2 separate regions of the Mus musculus genome follow, and region 1 is linked to region 2. A link is a contact called in ENCODE Hi-C or POLR2A ChIA-PET data. All regions are on one chromosome and are shown on one strand. Each heading gives the region's core, a stretch centred on a gene start or an enhancer-like site at or near the end of the contact. The rest is flanking DNA. Distances are from core to core; before and after follow the strand shown. Region 1 holds the start of 4632427E13Rik (RIKEN cDNA 4632427E13 gene). Region 2 holds the start of Crebzf (CREB/ATF bZIP transcription factor).

What was found. Hi-C counts contacts between places; a loop is a spot of excess contacts on that map. ChIA-PET counts read pairs that join two places held with the same protein, here RNA polymerase II (POLR2A).
Region 1: a map of heart shows a loop between it and region 2 (6-fold over the local background). The contact joins the promoter of 4632427E13Rik here to the promoter of Crebzf in region 2. A Hi-C loop is called at or near these places in 1 of 37 maps with a recorded cell type or tissue (heart). POLR2A ChIA-PET finds 5 or more read pairs at or near these places in 1 of 5 experiments (embryonic stem cell).

The regions. Positions count from the first base shown.
Region 1 is chr7:92,740,013-92,742,712 of GRCm38, reverse strand. 4632427E13Rik (RIKEN cDNA 4632427E13 gene) reads left to right here and starts at 1,254. Exons shown (of 2, transcript NR_015510.1): 1 at 1,254-1,651; 2 at 1,737-2,007. Rab30 (RAB30, member RAS oncogene family) reads right to left here and starts at 999. Exons shown (of 5, transcript NM_029494.2): 1 at 871-999.
Region 2 is chr7:90,441,413-90,444,136 of GRCm38, reverse strand. Crebzf (CREB/ATF bZIP transcription factor) reads right to left here and starts at 1,356. Exons shown (of 1, transcript NM_145151.3): 1 at 1-1,356. The coding sequence starts at 1,122. The coding sequence ends at 46.

The sequences.
Region 1 (2,700 bases), core at 5-2,504, 2.3 Mb before region 2:
AGCACCCAGGTTCCTAATCGATTCCGTCTGCAAACCGTTATTTCTGAGTGGAGACTAAGCCTCAGAAACGGCAGCTTGTTACAGTACCATTGTCAGTGGCAAGAGCCTATCGCGATGTAATTTAAAACACTCACACAAGCACAAATTCTACTTCCAAACCATCCCGAATCCCGCAGTCGGGAGAACACAAAAAAATGAAAACGCTTAACAAAAATGCAGCTTCTAGCAGCCGAAGAGATCCTTCCCTAGACACGTGAAATATTTCTGACTGGCACGGAGTGCACCATTAAAGGACACTGTCACCTCAAATCAGCAGGAAAAGGCGAGACAAACGACACAAACATACAAACATAAAATAAAGCCCTACGAAACTTAAGCGACTCAAGAGAAACCTGCTCATCTTAAAAATAGTGTGTGCTAGTCCAAGCGACACAAATGTTCTCAAGAAGTACGGCCACATTAAATTACTGTCTCCATTTCTCCCCACACATCACCCTTTCCCACTCAAACCTCAGCACTGGGGTCGTGGAATGACAGGACTGCAGTCCCCCACCTTTGCCCTCCTCGTGTTTTCCAAGTGCACTTCCCAACATCCTTCCCAGCCCAGCCCCCTCTCCTAGCCTTAAAAAGGTTAAAGGGAGTTGAAGCAAGGAAATTGGCAGGCACCAGTCCTCTGGCGGGGGCAGGTTGCAGGAGTTGTTCTTTGCAGTGACCCAAATTGCACAGAGCTATTTAGCTCTTAGCAGCGCCGGTGAGAACCTCCCGAATCCATACCCCCATTCCCGGCCCCATCTTCTCAAAAGAAAGCCTTGAGAACTAAGCGGGAGGGATAACTTGGGAAAACGATTTGAATAAATCACTTCAACTCACCTGGTTTGGGATTTTTCTCCCCACCCCAGGCATAAAAAGAAATGATATACGAATGAGTCACGCACGCAAGAGAAGGTGCTGCGGTGTCCTAAGTCCAAGGACTGGAGTCAGTCCCTGCCCTGGTCCTGCTGCTACTCAGGGCTCAGCTGGAGCGAGCGGCAATAGCGAGCCCAGCAGCAGCAGCGGGGGGGCGGGGGGTGGATAGACCGTAGCACAATGAATGCAGTAGGGTTTTGCAATGACATCATCCCTCTGTCCGAGCGGCCCCAATAGCCATGCTCCAGAGCTGTGCACTCTGGGATCTGTAGTCCTTTGAAGTCCGGGAGCGACGTAGAGGCTACAGCTGGAACTACAATACCCAGGATGCTCTGGTCAGAGCGCCCAGAGAAGAACTGGACCGGCCGCCATGTTGGAGCCCTGGAGCTGCGGCGAGCCGAGGTTTCGAGGGGCTCGTGGAGCCGAAAGGTGGCATGGTGAGAATGGTGAGGCTAGGATGTAGAACTTGATAGCCTCGCGCACCGGCTAGGACTGAACGGAGGCTACACTGGGGACCTTCAGGGCTGTCGAGCCAGAAATGCCATCGCGAGTCGGAGTGAACCGCAACCCGCTGGGGTTGCACAAGGCCTCGCCACCCCGGGACACAGGGAGTCGCTTTACTGAGCGTGGAGAAACCCTTAGACTTCCTGGGGAGACTCTCTGGGCAAAATGTGTCTTTGTTGTGGTGTGGGGACTCGGGACGACGGGCCTCGCGCCTGTAAGACGAAAAGCTCGCGTGCACCCTGTGAGTGGAGCTAAACCTAGGTTATTTTTATTTATTTATTTTTTGCCTTGTCATTTTTCTTAATCCCTCATGATCATTTCCTCAGGTGTCAGACCCCTGCTCCCACCACTGAATTTTCGTTCGGTCGTGAATTGCAAAGGGCCTCAAAGAAATCCTTTGCTAGATAATGTGATCGCGAAGGGTTGTGGAGCTTGGCCCTGAAACTGACAAAGGAAGGATCTACCAAAAGAAGTTAGCACCTAACCTTTCTTACCCCACCAGCGAACGTAAACGACATTGAAAAGGGACTGCAAGTGAGCAGTCTTTCTCGACTAACGCTAAATGAACTGTGCTAAAATACTGCGTATATTCGAAGTTGATAACTGTGGAAAACTTCCCTTTTCTTTTGTTACCTATATTGTGCAAAATAATGTGTTTTGTTGTGACATCTTCGTGCAGATAACGTTAGTTAACACATCATCCCCTTCCCTTAACCACTTGGTACCCTTACCGATGAAAATACATTCAGAATACTTAAAGAACTTTTGAGCCTATTTGCTCAGCATCTCAACACCTTTTCTCCAGTAACTCAAACAGTACTGTGTGTTTGTTTTTCAGGTTCTGAAGTTCACTATAGAAAGATGCCAAAAGACCTACTGAGGGTCTCTGAAAAGTTAAAAATGCTGATATGCGTAATTTGAGTGTTTTATTTTTCCCCTCCTGAGCTTTTCGAAGGAGATGGCTAGCTCGGTGGTGAGGATTCCCACAGCACAGTCAAGACCCTGGATTGTATCCCTAGCACTGGTCTGTTTGCATCAGTGAAAATATATACGGTGCCTCTGTTAGAAATTAATAAAGTTCCAGTAGGTCTTCCTTTCAAAAAGCTAGGCAGGCTGCTTTTTAAATTTCCAAAACACAACAGGAACCTTCAAAGATATATGGAGATGATGGTACTTAAAAAGGACGTTTTTTCAAAGATTGGCTTGTGGTGTGAGAAGCAGCCACAGAAGTGGCAGATGCCATTCTTGTGGATTCAGCAACGTGAAGCCTCAGAAATACTACGCTCTTCT
Region 2 (2,724 bases), core at 107-2,606:
GGAGGAGAAAGGGGTAAACGCGGATAAAGAGCAGATTACTTGACCCTACATTTTAAGAGACGACGACGCCTTCCGAGCGCACGCCGAGCAGAACTCCACCGACACCTTATCCTTGTCCACATGGAGACACACTCCTCCCGCCGCGTCGTCCTCTTCCCGCGGCTCCGGCGGCTGCTTCCCCACCGGCAGGGCGTAGTCGTGGTCGCCGGCGGGCGAGTCTCTGAAGAGGGAGGTGGTCAGCCGCAGTCCCACGCCGCTCAGTCGGCTCAGCAGGCGAGCTAGTCCGGTCTCGTTGGCCAGGACGGCCCGTAGGTAGCGACTCTCCTCCTGCAGTGCTTGCACGCGCTTGCCCAGCTCCCGATTCTCGGCCCGCAGCTCCTGGTTCTCGGCTGCCAGTCCCCGGACCCGACTCTCCAGCCCCATCACGTACTCCTTCTTCTTGAGCCGATTAAGACGGGCAGCGGCCGCCGCCGCCTTCCGGGGACTCTTGGTCGCCGCCTGGTTGCCGTCGTTGGCGCCACCGCCTCCTGCTCCCGGGGACTTTCTCCGCCTCTTCTCCCCGCCGCCGCGGTCACCGCCGCTGCTGCAGCCTCCGATGCCGTTCAACAGCCTCTGCAGCAAGTCGGAGAAGCGCTGCATCTCGGCGGCCGCGGTGTCGTCGTCGTCGTCCCCCCTCAACAGGCCGCCGCTCTCCGAGCCTCCGCCGGACGAGGACAGGGGCCCGGGCGAGCTGAGCCCGGGCTCCAGGTGCCAGTCCGGTTGCCGAGGGTCCAGCAGATCGGCCAGCTCCAGCCCGGAGAGAAAGTCCATGTCCTCCGGCTCTTCCTTGGGGACCATGGCGATCGCGTCCTCCTCCTCCTCCTCCATCTTCAGGGGCGAGGGCGCGGGCGCGCGCACGGCCACGCTGCCGCGGCTCCCGCTCCGGGCCTCCGGCTCGCCCCCGTCCCCGTCCCCGTGAGGTTGCTCGCGGTCAGGCGATCCGGGCCTCGGGGTCTCCGCCCCCGCGGCTGCCCCGCTCGGCTCCCGGGGCGGCGCGCGCGTGGCGGGCGGCTCCCGGCTGTCGCGGCGGCTCGGGAAGTCGCGGCCCGAGGCTGCCAGCAGCTTGGTCAGGCTGTGCCTCATGGGGCTGAGCGGCGGGCCCGGGTAGGCCGCAGCCACTCCGACCCCGGGCCCCCAGCGCGCAGAGCCACGGCGCCGGGCCGACCGCAGGCGCGGGGCAAGGTCCGAGTGGCCTCCGGCGGCCGCCCAACCCCCCGCACGAGGCGGGGGGAAGGCAGTGGAAGCGCGAAGCGGCGAGGCCCGGGGGAGGACTCGGCCGCGCCACCCAGACAGCGGCCTGGCCGGAAGTTACTCTCTGCCCACCCCGCCCACAAAAACGCGCTTCGCTCCAGCCAGAGTATCGCGAGATTCCGAGTGCTTTCGAGGTGCAGTAACTTCGGCTTTGCGGTGATGTCATAGGAGCAGCAGGCAAAACACAATAAAACCTAGTTTCCACCCCCCCCCCACTCATCGGTACTACCCGGTACCACTCTCCTCGATCCAATATGACATCTAGACATATTTGACGTAGCTATATTAAAAAAAAACTGTTTTTGTGAACGCTTTTATTTTTGCTGTTTCTCTCTAAACTGCAAGCAAAAAACAGCACGCATAAGGAAATAGTCCCCGTTAAAACAAAAGACTTTAAATCAGAAGTGTTACCAAATTCTGGGGAACGCAGTCACGTACTGACACTAACTCCCCAGGCGACATTCAGAGGTCCTTAGTCTCAGAAAATGATCTTTCATAATACTATTACTGCTATTATTGTCATTATTACATCATTTTTATTTATCATTTGTTTTTGCAATAAGGGTCACTTGCAGAATTAGCTCCTTTGCCAAGAGTGGGTGGTTGGTTTGTTTACTGGTCTCTTGTTTTGCTGTTTGTTTTCTGCTTTTTTTTTCTTTTGTCAAGTCATGGTAGTTACTTAGGCTTTTTCCGTTTTTAAAATACCAGCTTTTTGAAAAGACCAAGTCTTGAACAAAACACTTCACTTTTTATTCAATGAGTTCATGCACATAGCACTGATGTAACGAATTCTTTTAAGCCTCACTACACATTGGGCCAATAGTGCGGGGGGGGGGGGGGGGGGGGGGGGGGGGGGGGGGGGGGGGGGGGGCTTCTGCAACCACCAGGACAAACAAAGTAATGTAATTCAGTTTAACACACTGAGTAGCCAGTGTTGATTCAAACTTCAAGAGTATGATCCCAGAGTTCTTAATTTTAGGCATTTTTTTTAAATCATTTTATTTTATTTTATTTTTTTAGATTTATTTATTATTTATTATATGTAAGTACACTGTAGCTGTCCTCAGACACTCCAGAAGAGGGAGTCAGATCTCATTACGGATGGTTGTGAGCCACCATGTGGTTGCTGGGATTTGAACTCCTGACCTTCGGAAGAGCAGTTGGGTGCTCTTACCCACTGAGCCATCTCACCAGCCCAATTTTAGGCATTTTTAAGCAAAGCACAGTTTGGTGGAAGAGTTTCCTGCTGATAATCGAGAGTATGCAGCAATATGACCTGACCACCATGAAACTCTGTGTAAAAGTATGCATGACATCTTCCATAAAGACAAATGTCTTAATTAGGGTTTCCATTGCTGTGAAGGGACAGCATGACCAAGGCAACTCTTGTTTTGTTTTGTTTTGTTTTGTTTTGTTTTGTTTTGTTTTGTTTTG